Regions from separate parts of the Mus musculus genome. Here region 1 is linked to region 2. Evidence: chromatin contacts called from ENCODE Hi-C or POLR2A ChIA-PET data. All regions are on one chromosome and are shown on one strand. The core of a region is the stretch at or near the end of the contact, and the rest is flanking DNA. Distances in the headings are between cores, read along the strand shown.

What was found. Hi-C counts contacts between places; a loop is a spot of excess contacts on that map. ChIA-PET counts read pairs that join two places held with the same protein, here RNA polymerase II (POLR2A).
Region 1: a map of heart shows a loop between it and region 2 (2.3-fold over the local background). The contact joins the promoter of Zfp72 here to the promoter of Sdha in region 2. A Hi-C loop is called at or near these places in 1 of 37 maps with a recorded cell type or tissue (heart). POLR2A ChIA-PET finds 5 or more read pairs at or near these places in 3 of 5 experiments (Patski and embryonic stem cell).

What each region holds. Positions count from the first base shown.
Region 1 is chr13:74,388,453-74,394,535 of GRCm38, reverse strand. Zfp72 (zinc finger protein 72) reads left to right here and starts at 3,707. Exons shown (of 5, transcript NM_001374038.1): 1 at 3,707-3,872.
Region 2 is chr13:74,348,258-74,354,904 of GRCm38, reverse strand. It overlaps Sdha (succinate dehydrogenase complex, subunit A, flavoprotein (Fp)), which reads left to right and starts at 4,665. Exons shown (of 15, transcript NM_023281.1): 1 at 4,665-4,759. The coding sequence starts at 4,697. Ccdc127 (coiled-coil domain containing 127) reads right to left here and starts at 4,588. Exons shown (of 3, transcript NM_001168659.1): 1 at 4,497-4,588; 2 at 1,919-2,049. The coding sequence starts at 2,039.

The DNA of each region.
Region 1 (6,083 bases), core at 2,458-4,957, 41 kb before region 2:
GCAGATGATATAATATTTTACTTAAGGGACCCCAAAAATTCCACCAGAGAACTCCTAAAACTGATAAACAACTTTAGCAATGTGGCTGGATATAGAATTAACTCAAACAAATCAGAAGCCTTCCTCTACTCAAAGAATAAATGGGCTGAGAAAGAATTTAGGGAAATGACACCCTTTATGATAGTAACAAATAATATTAAATATTTTGGTATGACTCTAACCAAGCAAGTGAAAGATCTATATGACAAGAACTTCAAGTCTTTGAAGAAAGAAATAGAAGAAGACCTCAGAAGATGGAAAGATCCCCTGTGCTCTTAGATCGGCAGGATTAACGGTCACCTTACCAAAAGCAATCTATAGATTCTATGCAATCCCCATCAAAATTCCAGCTTAGTTGTTCACAGAGATAGAAAGAACAATTTTCAAATTCATCTGGAATAACAAAACACCCAGGATAGTGAAAACTATTCTCAACAATAAGAGAACTTCTGGGGGAATCACCATCCCTGGCCTCAAGCTGTACAACAAAGCAACAGTGATTTAAAAAAAAAAAACAAAAAAAAAAAAAAAAAAAAACAACAACAACAACAAAACCAACCCACATAGTATTGGTACAGAGACAGACAGGTAAATCAATGGAATAGAATTGAAGACCCAGAAGTAATCCCACACACCTATGTCACCTGATCTTTGACAAAGAAGCCAAGGCCATCCAGTGCAAAAAAAAAAAAAAAAAAAAAAAAAAAAGACAGCATATTCAACAAATGATACTGGTTCAAGTGACAGTTGGTATGTAGAAGATGCAAATTGATCCATTCTTAGCTCCTTGTACAAAGCTCAAGTCCAGGTGGATCAAGGGCCTCCACATAAAACCAGATACACTGAATCTAATAGAAGAGAAAGTGGGAAAGAGCCTTGAACACATCAGCACAGTGGAAAAATTCCTGAACAGAACACCAATGGCTCAGGCCCTAAGATAAACTATAGACAAATGGGAACTCATAAAATTAAAAAGCTTCTGTAAGGCAAAGGACACTCAATAGGACAAAAGGGCAACCTATAGATTGGGAAAAGATCTTTACCAACCCTTCATCCGATAGAGAGCTAACATCCAATATATACAAAGAACTCAAGAAGTCAGACTCCAGAGAACCAAATAGCCCTATTAAAAAATGGGGTACAAATCTAAACAAAAATTCTCAGCTGAGGAATCTCGAATGGCTGAGAAGCACCTTTAAAAAATGTTCCACAGCCAGGCATGGTAGCCCACGCCTTTAATCCCAGCACTTGGGAGGCAGAGGCAGGTGGATTTCTGAGTTCGAGGCCAGCCTGGTCTACAAAGTGAGTTTCAAGACAGCCAGGGCTACACAGAGAAACCCTGTCTCGAACCCCCCCCCCCCCCAAAAAGTTCAACATCCTTAGTCATCAGGGAAATGCAAATCAAAACTACCCTGAGATTCTACCTCACACCAGTCCAAATGGCTAAGATCAAAAACTGAGGTGACAGCAGATGCTGGTGAGGATGTGGAGAAAGAGGAACATTCCATTGCTGGTGAGATCACAAGCTGGTACAGCCACTCTGGAAATCAGTCTGGTGGTTCCCCAGAAAATTGGAAATAGTTTTACCTTAGGACCCAACTAAACCACTCTTGGGAATATCCCAAAAGATTCTCCAACATATAACAAGGACACATGCTCCACTATGTCCATAGCAGCCTTATTTATAATATCCAGAAGGTGGAAACAACCCAGATGTCTCTCAACAGAGGGATGGATACAGAAAATGTGGTACATTTATACAATAGAGTACTACTCATCTGTTAAAAACAATAACTTCATGAAATTCTTAGGCACATGTATGGAACTACAAAATATCTTCCTGAGTGAGGTAACCCAGTCACAAAAGAACACATATGGTATGTACTCACTGATAAGTGGATGTTATCCAAAAAGCTCAGAATACCCATGATACTACTCACAGACCACATGAAGCCCAAGAAGAAGGAAGACCAAAGTATGGATGCTTCAGTCCTACTTAGAAGAGGAAACAAAATAATCACTAATCAAGGGAGAGGGAAGGAGGGAGCTGGAAGGGAGAGAGGAGGGGGAGGGAAAGTGGGGGCAGAATCACTGTGGGAGGAGATGGGGGGAAGAAGTGAAGAGGGTCAAGAATTTGAACTGAGGTGTGTATCACTGGGAGATGGGGAACTGGGGTAGCTGTTAGACAGTCCCAGATCCTAGGGATGCAAGATGTTCCCAAGACCCAACAGTGATGACATTAGCTGAAATACCCCAAAAAGAGGAGATAGAACCTATAGATTCCATATCCAGTAGTTAGTGTAGGTCCCCAGTTGAGGGATGGTGCTATACACCCATTTCAAAAATATTAACACAGAATTGCTCCTGTCTAAAGGAAATGAGGGACAAAGAGTGGAGCAGAGACTGAAGGAAAGGCCATCCAGAAACTCCTCCACCTAGGTATCCATCCCATTTACAGACACCAAACCCAGACACCATTGCAGATGCCAAGAAGAGCTTGCTGACAAGAGCCTGGTATAGCAGTCCCCTGAGAGGCCCTGCCAAAGTCTGACCAATACAGATGGGGATGCCTGCAGCCAAATATCTGACTGAACACAGGGACCCCAATGAAGGAGTTGGAGGAAGTACTGAAGGAGCTGAAGGGGTTTGCAACCCCATAGGAAGAACAACAATATCAACCAAGCAGACCTGCCAGAGCTCCCAGGGGCTAATCCACCTATCAATGAGTACATATATAGGGACCCATGGCTCCAAGTTCCATATGTAGCTTATCAGGCATCAATTGGAGGAGAGGCCGTTGGTCCTGTGGAAGATCGATGTCTAAGCATAGGGGAATGCTAGGGTGGCTGGGTGGGCGAGCACCCTCATGGAAGCAATGGGGGATGGGATAGGGGGTTTGCGGAGTGGAAACTGGGTGGTGGGGATAACATTTGAAATGTAAATAACAACAGGAACAAAAAAATCTCAGAAAAAGGAAGCAACTTTTTTCCTAGTGAACCACTGAGGACGATAGCCTTAATGTGGGTCTTCTTTCTCCTTGGGTGGTTGTTAGCCACCAGTGAAGACAAAAGGAGTAAACCATGGCAGACAGGCTAGAGATGGTTGTATTATAGAATGATCTCCTGAGACCAGTGAAGTGTGTCAGGTCAACTTCATTGTTTCACCAATAGGGTATAAAAGGGAATTTAGGGGTCAGGTGGAAAGGGTTAATTGGTCATACTACTATACCTAATTATCGTGTGGGCAGGAAGCCAGAGTGGGACTTTGGTTTATTGTTTGTTTAGTAAGTATCTTCAAGAAAAATCTAGATGATTATGTTAATTTTCCATGCTACAATAAGCATCTATAAGTAGGCATATGGTTTTAAGCTACAATAACCAGAAATAGTAGGTAAAATGAATAAATAAGAAAGGGTTTAATCACATTCAGACATCTCAATGAATTCATTTTGTAGTTCTACAAATTAAAAAAGAACATGATATTTATCTGTAGTTACTCAGTGCTTGGTGACTGGTTGCTTTAATGACATCCTCAATCTCAGAAAGCAGAGCTAAAAAACCAGGAAATACTCAAATCCTTTCATGAGTTTCTAAAATTTCCTCTCACAGACTTGTGGGAAATGTAGTCTCGCATGGTGTGACGTCACAAGCAAGGGCCCTGGAAACGCAGCTTTGGCATTCCTTGTGTGCACCTAGGTCGCAAGGATATTCCCTAGAGTTCGGTCCTGTGGATGTACCGTTCGCTAGTCTACAAACTTGGGTTTGGATTATTTGATCTTGAAGGTAGCTCCCAGCGAGGAGAGAGGAGTCCTACAAGCCGGAGGCATTCTGCAGGTTGGACAGGGAGGGAGACGTGGGTGGATCTAAATCAGATAGAACTTGTTCTGAAGGTTTTTGCGACCTAGGCTGGGTTACCGGGTCAGGATGGAGAGAGGATGGTTGAAACAGTTCTTTCAATGTTCACTCTATTACAATGTAGTGTGCTGCCAGTTGTCTTCCATGTGCTTTTAAGATGGCTCGGGTAGAGTCCGGGATTGCCCCACCCCTACCTCTCAAATCATTCATGGGGCTCTGTTAGCTGACCACCTGATCTTGGGAGGTGTATAAAGGTTTGCTATTGAAAGATCGTGTTACCAGCTTAATGAGACTTACATGACTGTTGTGGGATTTTTGTCATATTTAACCAAGTGTGGTCTCTAGCCCGCCTAGTACTCTTTAACAGTTTATAAAAAACAGTTTCGGGGCGGGGGGCAGAGTTCTGTGGGGGAAGTTGATATATTGGAAAGTCATTCCGTTTTCTGTGGAATAAATCATTACAGATTTTAAAAGGGACCCCTTGGAGGTTAAATAACCTGACATGAACCTTCAAAGCAACACTTCCATATAGAGATAAAAATCCCAGAGAGAGGACCATCTTAGATTTGCTTAGTCCAGTCAATCGTTGATGGCTCAGAGATTAAGAGCACTGACTGTTCTTCCAGAGGTCCCGAGTTCAATTCCCACCAACCACATGGTGGCTCACAACCATCTGTAATGGGATATGACGCCCTCTTCTGGTGTGTCTGAAGATAGCTACAGTACTCCTATAAATAAAATAAATCTTTTTTTTTTTTTTTAAAGGTCCTACGCTCTAGAGTTAAAACAAATACCTATCAGGGGCTGTGTGGTGTTGGAAGCTTTGGAGCGGTTTTCAGGAGAGTTGTGTTGTGCATAATCTTAGGGATTATTTACTAAAGTTCAAGAGGAGACTAAGGAGGGCACAGGCGCATCACCTGACATACCTGATAAACCCGGTCTATACTATCTATACTCAATTTCTTTTCTTCCATCTATCCACGTTATCTACAGAGTCTAAGCTCTCACTCTATCACTTCATGTGGCATCTAATGCACTGATGCTCCGTGTGCATGACAGTTCTTCCTGGGAAGATGTGCCAATATATTTATACTTTGTCTGAAAGGTGAAAAATCGATTCAAAGAGATCTGACTTGCTCAGGGCCTCAAGATTTGTAGATACTAAACTCCTAATGTCTTGTTCTGGTTTTTACTATTTTGCCACTTTTAATTAAGTCACACCATGTTCATTTGTTATGAGCGTTTTTTATAGCATTAAACTCTGCTTAGAACACGTATGTGCTTTTAACCACCTTATCTTAAATACCAATATTTTTGTGGATTATATAAACTTTATAAGAAAAATAACCAGACAGTTCTCATTGGCTTCTCTGATACTCAGAAAAATAATAATAGTCTATGAAACATTATTTAAAATAGAGAAAATATATTGCCTGATGCATATGCAGAAAACTGTTTTCTTAAAATCTATTACAGTAACATATTAAGTTAAAAACACATTTTATGTTTTTTATTTTTTTATTAGATATTTTCTTCATTTACATTTCAAATGCTATCCCAAAAGTCCCCTGTACGCTCCCTCCGCCCTGCTCCCCTACCTACTCACTCCCACTTCTTGGCCCTGGTGTTCCCCTGTACTGGGGCATATAAAGTTTGCAAGACCAAGGGGCCTCTCTTCCCAATGATGGCGGACTAGGCCATCTTCTGCTACATATGCAGCTAGAGTCACGAGCTCTGGGGGGGTACTGGTTAGTTCATATTGTTGTTCCATCTATAGGGTTGCAGACCCCTTTAGCTCCTTGAGTACTTTCTCTAGCTCCTCCATTGGGGGCCCTGTGTTCCATCCTATAGATGACTGTGAGCATCCACTTCTGTATTTGCCAGGCACTGGGAAAGCCTCACAGGAGACAGCTTTATTAGGATCCTTTCAGCAAAATCTTGCTGGCATATGTAATAGTGTCTGCATTTGGTGGCTGACTATGGAATGGACCCCCAGGTAGGGCAGTCTCTGGATGATCCATCCTTTCGTCTTAGCTCCAAACTTTGTCTCTGCAACTCCTTCCATGGATATTTTATTCCCTATTCTAGGGAGGAATGAAGTATCTACACGTTGGTGTTCCTTCTTCTTGATTTTCTTGTGTTTTGGAAATTGTATCTTGGGTATTCTAGGTTTCTGGGTATGTTTTTGAT
Region 2 (6,647 bases), core at 3,416-5,915:
AGTTGATCTTTGCAGGTTGCAATACACCTTCTCAAACATGTAGTAACTTACTTGTAGAAAATCATTATAAGAATGCAAAGTTAAAAATTTACCTCTGATTTAGGCTGTCCTGGCATACACCTATAATGTCGACAATTGAGAAACTGAGGCATGGGGATTGTGAATTTGAGGCCAGTATTGTGAAACCCCGATTTAAAGTAACAAAAACTCAACAGTTATCCCTGAATACATTATTTAACCAGGATAATCAACACACAAACATAAAACGTTCTTCAATCCTTCTCAACACAAAACTTATCAACTTGAACATACATAAAGGAAAAGCATGAATTTGGGAGTTATGAGTTGGTATTAAAGCTACACTTAAGTCTGAAAAATTCATGAAACATGACAGGGCCTCTCATATTCTCAAAGCTGACTCACTCACTCAAACTAACGAACACCACTGATGAATGGGAATCCTCTTATAATAGTTATGTGATTTTAAGGCTTCCAAGCTATTCAAAGAACCACAGCAATAGATGCCTTTTATGCTAAATAGTGCACTGAGAGAGGAAGACAGGAAGGAGTCTGTAGATGGCACCATCTGGAATGGTCCTGGACTGGTTGCAGGAAGTGCTCAGATCCCTGTACTAGCTACTCGTGTGTCAACTTGACACAGGCTGGAGTTATCACAGAGAAAGGAGCTTCAGTTGGGGAAATGCCTCCATAAGATCCAGCTGTGGGACATTTTCTTGGTTGTTTATCAAGAGGGAAGGACCCCTAGTGGGTGGGACCATCCCTGGGCTGGTAGTCTTGGGTTCTATAAGAAAGCAGGCTGAGCAAGCCAGGGGAAGCAAGCCAATAAGCAGCACCACTCCATGGCCTCTGCATCAGCTCCTGCTTCCTGCCCTGCTTGAGTTCCAGTCCTGACTTCCTTTAGTGATGAACAGCGGTTTGGAGGTGTGAGCTGAATAAACCCTTTCCTCCCTAACTTGCTTCTTGGTCATGATGTTTGTGCAGGAATAGAAAACCTGACTAAGACACTCCCTACTTTCTCCATGGCAAACTTCTGAACTAAGAATTTCGGGCACATAAAAAGCTACTGAGCAGAATGATCACTACACATATAGGACAGTATTTGCTTTAGGTTTACTGAATCATCAGTTCTCATATTCTTAGATGACAACCAGGACCACAAGACATGAAGTAATATAAGCCAGTACTATATCAGTGATGTGTCCCCATCACAGGTAAAGATATACTTCACTTGAGACATGCCTCCCACACTACACTGTGACTTCTTGAAATCACATAGGATGCGATGCTGTGGAGCACATACAGCTGAAAATTATTTTCTGGACTAAAATAATGTATATAGATGATATAACAATAATAGCCATGCTCTTTCTTTATATAGTTAGTATCTTTTTCATTTTCTTCAAGGTATAGTTCAGAGAGAGGGAGAGAGCGTGTGAGCATGTACGTATATGACTCATAAGAGTCTCAGTGGTGTTTACTTAATTTAAATGTGAGGATTTCTAGCCTGTAGTTCCCCCACCCTTGGGCAAGCTTGCCCAAATACTGACTTTAAATATACTAAACATATATCCTAACTGGCTTTCTTTCAGGTCAGTTTTTCTGTAGGTCCCAAGGAAGGCAATTAAGGCAAAGAAGTCCCCTTAGAACAGTAAGCAATGGGAGAAAGCTAAAGCTTATTAAAACCTAACCTACACCAAATGCTTCTGCATTATTTAATCCTCACAATGTATTGAGGCAGGATAAGCTACCTTCTAGGAATAGGTAAACTGAGGATCAGAAAGGCTAACTCTGTCACAGAGCCACTGTATAGGATAAAACCGCACTGTACTGGCCAAATCCTAAAGACAGCAACCCGGGTACTCCTGGCATAATTTTGAACCAGAAAACCATAACTTACGAAATGCTGCCAATCCGAGCATTGGCACCAATAGGGCATAATTCCACTTGCTTCCATCACCCCCATCAGCCCTGGCATTGGGCCTGATATTCCAATTTGGGGGGTCGTTTAAGTTATTCATGGAGCTATACCTTGAAGAAAATGAAAAAAGATATTAACTATATAAAAGAAAGAGCATGGCTATTATGGTTATATCATCTATATACATTATTTTAGTCAAGAAAATAATTTTCAGCTGTATGTGCTGCACAGCATGGCATCCTATGTGATTTCAAGAAGTCACAGTGTTGTGTGGGAGGGAGGCATGTCTCAAGTGAAGTACAAGTAGAATGTAGTGATTTTTCCCTTCATGTTTAGATGTGTGGTTGTTGTAATGATTATTATCTTGTGTGTCAACATGACCAAAAAAAGGCATCTCAGCATGCCCAGCTAATTGGTTAGACATCATTCGAGGAGTGCCTGAGAAGTGTTTCTGTATGATGGTAAGCATTTGGGTGCCTATACTGATTATTTATAATAAATCAAATGTCATTTTACTGCACACATACCATCACAAACCCTAAAAAAATTACAGTTGACAATGAGCTACACATAAAGCAGTTCCACGTTAATATTGCTTAATGTCAGAGCAGGCTCAACTCACTCTTGGATTTACATAAAATTGGAATCCCCTATCAATACATTTGTCAGAATCTGTCTCCACTGTTAACTAAGTGATGCATGACTGTACATGTTTCTTATTGGTTGTCTCTGTAAGACTTTAATACAGTTGTACAGAGATAACAATAAAACAATAAAAGTGAATCCACAATAGACATTTGCTTTATATGACCTGGGGTTTGAAGAATGAGCAGTTTTCTACAGACAAAAATCAAAGAAAATCTTTTTACATGAGGATCATGATCAGGATTACAAAAATCCCTTGCTTCATATTAGGGTATAACTCACAAACTAGGCTGGATACCAATATTAATATAAATTTACTAGTTTACAAACTACCCATATTAGCCAGGCATGTTAGTGCATGCTTTTAATCTCAGAATTCAAGTTGGCAGAGGCAGGCTGATCTCTTTGAGTTTGAAGATAGTCTAGTCTACATAGTGGAGAGCCAGGTCTATACAGAGAGTCTCTGTCTCAAATAAATAAAAATAAAATAAAAAGTACCCATATTCGATGGGTGTTCTCATACTGTAAAGTCATAAAAACATTCAGCTTGCTTATATGTACAAATACAATAAACACAAAATAGTTAACCAAGATCCATGTAAGAAATACGTAATTCAACCCAAATTTTGAAAGTTTTAGTGTTTTTAACAAACCTTGTTTAACATGTTAAGATGCACAATAATGAACAATAAATATATAACCATAATACATGGCTCAGAATGTAACGGTTTATAGGAACTATAGAATTAATACGTATGACGTATGGTAGATGCCTAATTTAGAAATATGTATGTGTATATACATATATATATATGTATGTATGCACACACACACATACACACACTAAAAGCAGGCAACTTTCAAAAACCTCCTACTATGTATAGCCATCCATCAGATATCTGATGGGGAGCCCCATCTCATACCAAAAGCCTTGAAGATAGCCAAGGCTCCCATATACAATGCTGTATTTGAATATAATCTGCTCAATACTTTATCTCTAAGTCACCGATACCTAATAAGGTATAAAGGCACTTAAGTAGTTCATCTGTTTTATTTTCCCCCTTGTTAAAAAAAAAGTCTGTACATACTCCGAACAGACACATTTTCCCCAAATATATTTTATCTGCAGTTGGTTGAACCCACCAACGCAGAACCCTTGTAGGGTAAGCTGTCATATTTATTTCCTCTGCACCAACAACATCCATTTTGGGGTTATAAAGTTCAAGGAAATAATTCAAAATATAAAGTGTTGTGCATGAATATATTCCATATTTCCTTATTTATTAATAAAAAAACAAAGAAATAAAATGGGAACGGTTCATTGTAAACTTAAACAATTCAAAATAATGGTCATAAAGATTGTGCACCAAGAGGAAAACCTTAATCTAATATTAACTGAAAATTCAGGAAACAATTACGATTATTGGTTTACTTTTTATGCTATTTAATTCCACCGAACATTTCAGCTATACTCACTAGAAAAATAGAAAAACTATCTGAAAGTGATCAAATGAGAGCGCGTTTGCAATATGGGATGCTAGCCACGATCTAAGCAGCTTTCAGGATGACAACAGGCCGGGCCTCCAGCTTCCCAGCTGCTGTAACGAAGACGAAAGCTTTGGATATAGTTTCTAGTTCAGTATCCTGGCTTTTACGTAGCCCAGTGCAGCTAGCTGCTCCTTGTCCAGCCACCAAGACATCATTCCTACCTACTCTAGAAGTCCAGGGCAGTATGTACCCCCCCCCCCCCCCATTAGTTGAGATTCAAGCGCCCAACAAAACGGGCTCTTATGGAGCTTGCGATCTCCGCCCCAGGACCCTACTTCCATCTCTCCAGATCATCCGACCCTCTCTGTTTTGGCAAACAAGAACCACCCGAGAAGCACTTTAAAGACATTGGCACCTCACTTACCCCTGGAGCAGAGCCCATCAGCGTTGCTGCCACCCTACCTCAGACGTGTTGCCACCGCCGCGTTTACAGGGCGCAGGCGCACCACCACTCACGCGAGCCAGGAGGGGCGTGTTGCGCAGGCGCAGAATCTTCCAAGCCCGACACCCGCGCGACTCGGTGCGCAAGCGCAGTCTGTCGCTGGGGCTTGCGGGAAGGCAGACATGGCCGGGGTTGGCGCAGTTTCGAGGCTTCTTCGCGGGCGGCGCTTGGCGTTAACTGGGGCGGTGAGTTAGTGCCACGAAATGGCAGGCGCTAGGAGTGCGCCACGATTCCACCCGAGTTGGCCTGAGTCTGGGAAGGTGCAGTGGGCCGAAGCCGACTGCTTTCCGGCGAAGGTCACGACCCCGAGGTCGCGGGCGTGGAGTCTGGCCTTCCCCGTCTTGGTCTAGCGAAGTTCTCCAAGGTTAAAGGGAGGGACCGGCCTGTTGCATTCTGGATGCGGACGGGTCTGCGAGTAATCCGTTGGTAGTCTGGGTGTCGACACTAAGACTTATAAGTGATGAGCTTACAGGTTTTGTGTAGTGGCCTTAGCTACTGTTTTTAAATATCAAAGAGATATTTGAAGATACCAGGTGAGACTTCTGCACCGTGTTCATCCAGTCTTGCGACTTCTTTTTGCATTTGAAGAGGTACACAGTGACTCAGGGTTGCAGGGGTCTGATGTTGGCCTCCCAGATTGTCAGATCTTGTCTCAGTGCACTCTTTGCCGGTCACCTGTTATTCGTCACACTCCTAGGGTTTTATTAACGTAAACTAAATTTGACAGGTTGGGTTCTTTAAAGTTCTGTCTCACCTACCTACTTAACAATTTAATTACAAAGTAAAGGCCCTAAGACATTGAACAGTATCGACTTGCATTGTGCATCAAATTATGGCTGCAGTTGTCTATTTTCTGAAATAGATATTAAAATGCATGTTCAATGAAATGTTCAAGGGTTAGTTGGCAGCTATTCTTGCAAGGCCAGAAGGCATTTTCAAACCTTGATAATTTCTGTGATTTGTATTTGCTGCCACAAACTCCTACTTCCACCTCTATCCCTTGGGCTCTGCAAGAAGGGTTTTAAGTCCTGATCATTGAAGCCCTTTACAGGAGATAATAAGTCAGCCACCTATAATTGTAGCAGAATTCTTTTGTAGCAGAAATAGGTGAGCCCACCCCATGCCCAGGATTCACTCCACACACTCAAGGAAAAAAAAAAAAAATAATGATAGTCTGAGCCCAGCTCTGGCTAATGCCCAAAAGGAACAGTCAAGGATAGAAGATTTTTATTAACTTGTATACACCTTAGGTTTATGCTTACCACATATGTTGGCATCCTTAAATTCCTTTCCTATTCCAGATCCAGTTTATGCTTTGACCAGTTTAGACAGAGACAGGAGACTGCAAGTCTGGCCACTTAGGCAGGTGGGAGATTTGCACAGCAAAGGTATTTTTCATTGCCTGAATTGTTTTTAAGTGCATCTTTATTGTTCCTGCCTATGGGCATCTCGTCCAGCTGTCAGAATTAGGCTTTGTTAAGAAGAGAAGTGGAGCTTTATGGAATACCATATTTAAAGTTTATTGTCACCCGGGACTGCCTTCTAGAGGAATGGTCTTTGAAAGAGAAATGGGCTTACTAGTTGTAATTCGGTTTGTCTCCTTTGTTAAGGGAAAGAGTCTAATGGCTGCTCAATCCTGCTGAAGAAACATTTACATCCTAGAATCCTTAATTTTACTTATGTCCAACAGGCCTGGTGTCTTAGTCAGGGTTTCTATTCCTGCACAAACATCATGACCAAGAAGCAAGTTGGGGAGGAAAGGGTTTATTCAGCTTACACTTCCATACTGCTGTTCATCACCAAAGGAAGTCAGGATAGGAACTCAAGCAGGTCAAAAAGCAGGAGCCGATGCAGAGACCATGGAGAGATGTTCTTTACTGGCTTGCTTCCACTGGCTTTCTCAGCCTGCTTTCTTATAGAACCCAAGACTGCCAGCCCAGAGATGGCACCACCCACAAGGGGCCTTTCCCCCTTGATCACTAATTGAGGAAATGCCTTACAGTTGGATCTCATGGAGGCATTTCCTCAACTGAAGCTCCTTTCTCTGTGATAACTCCAGCCGTGTCAAGTTGA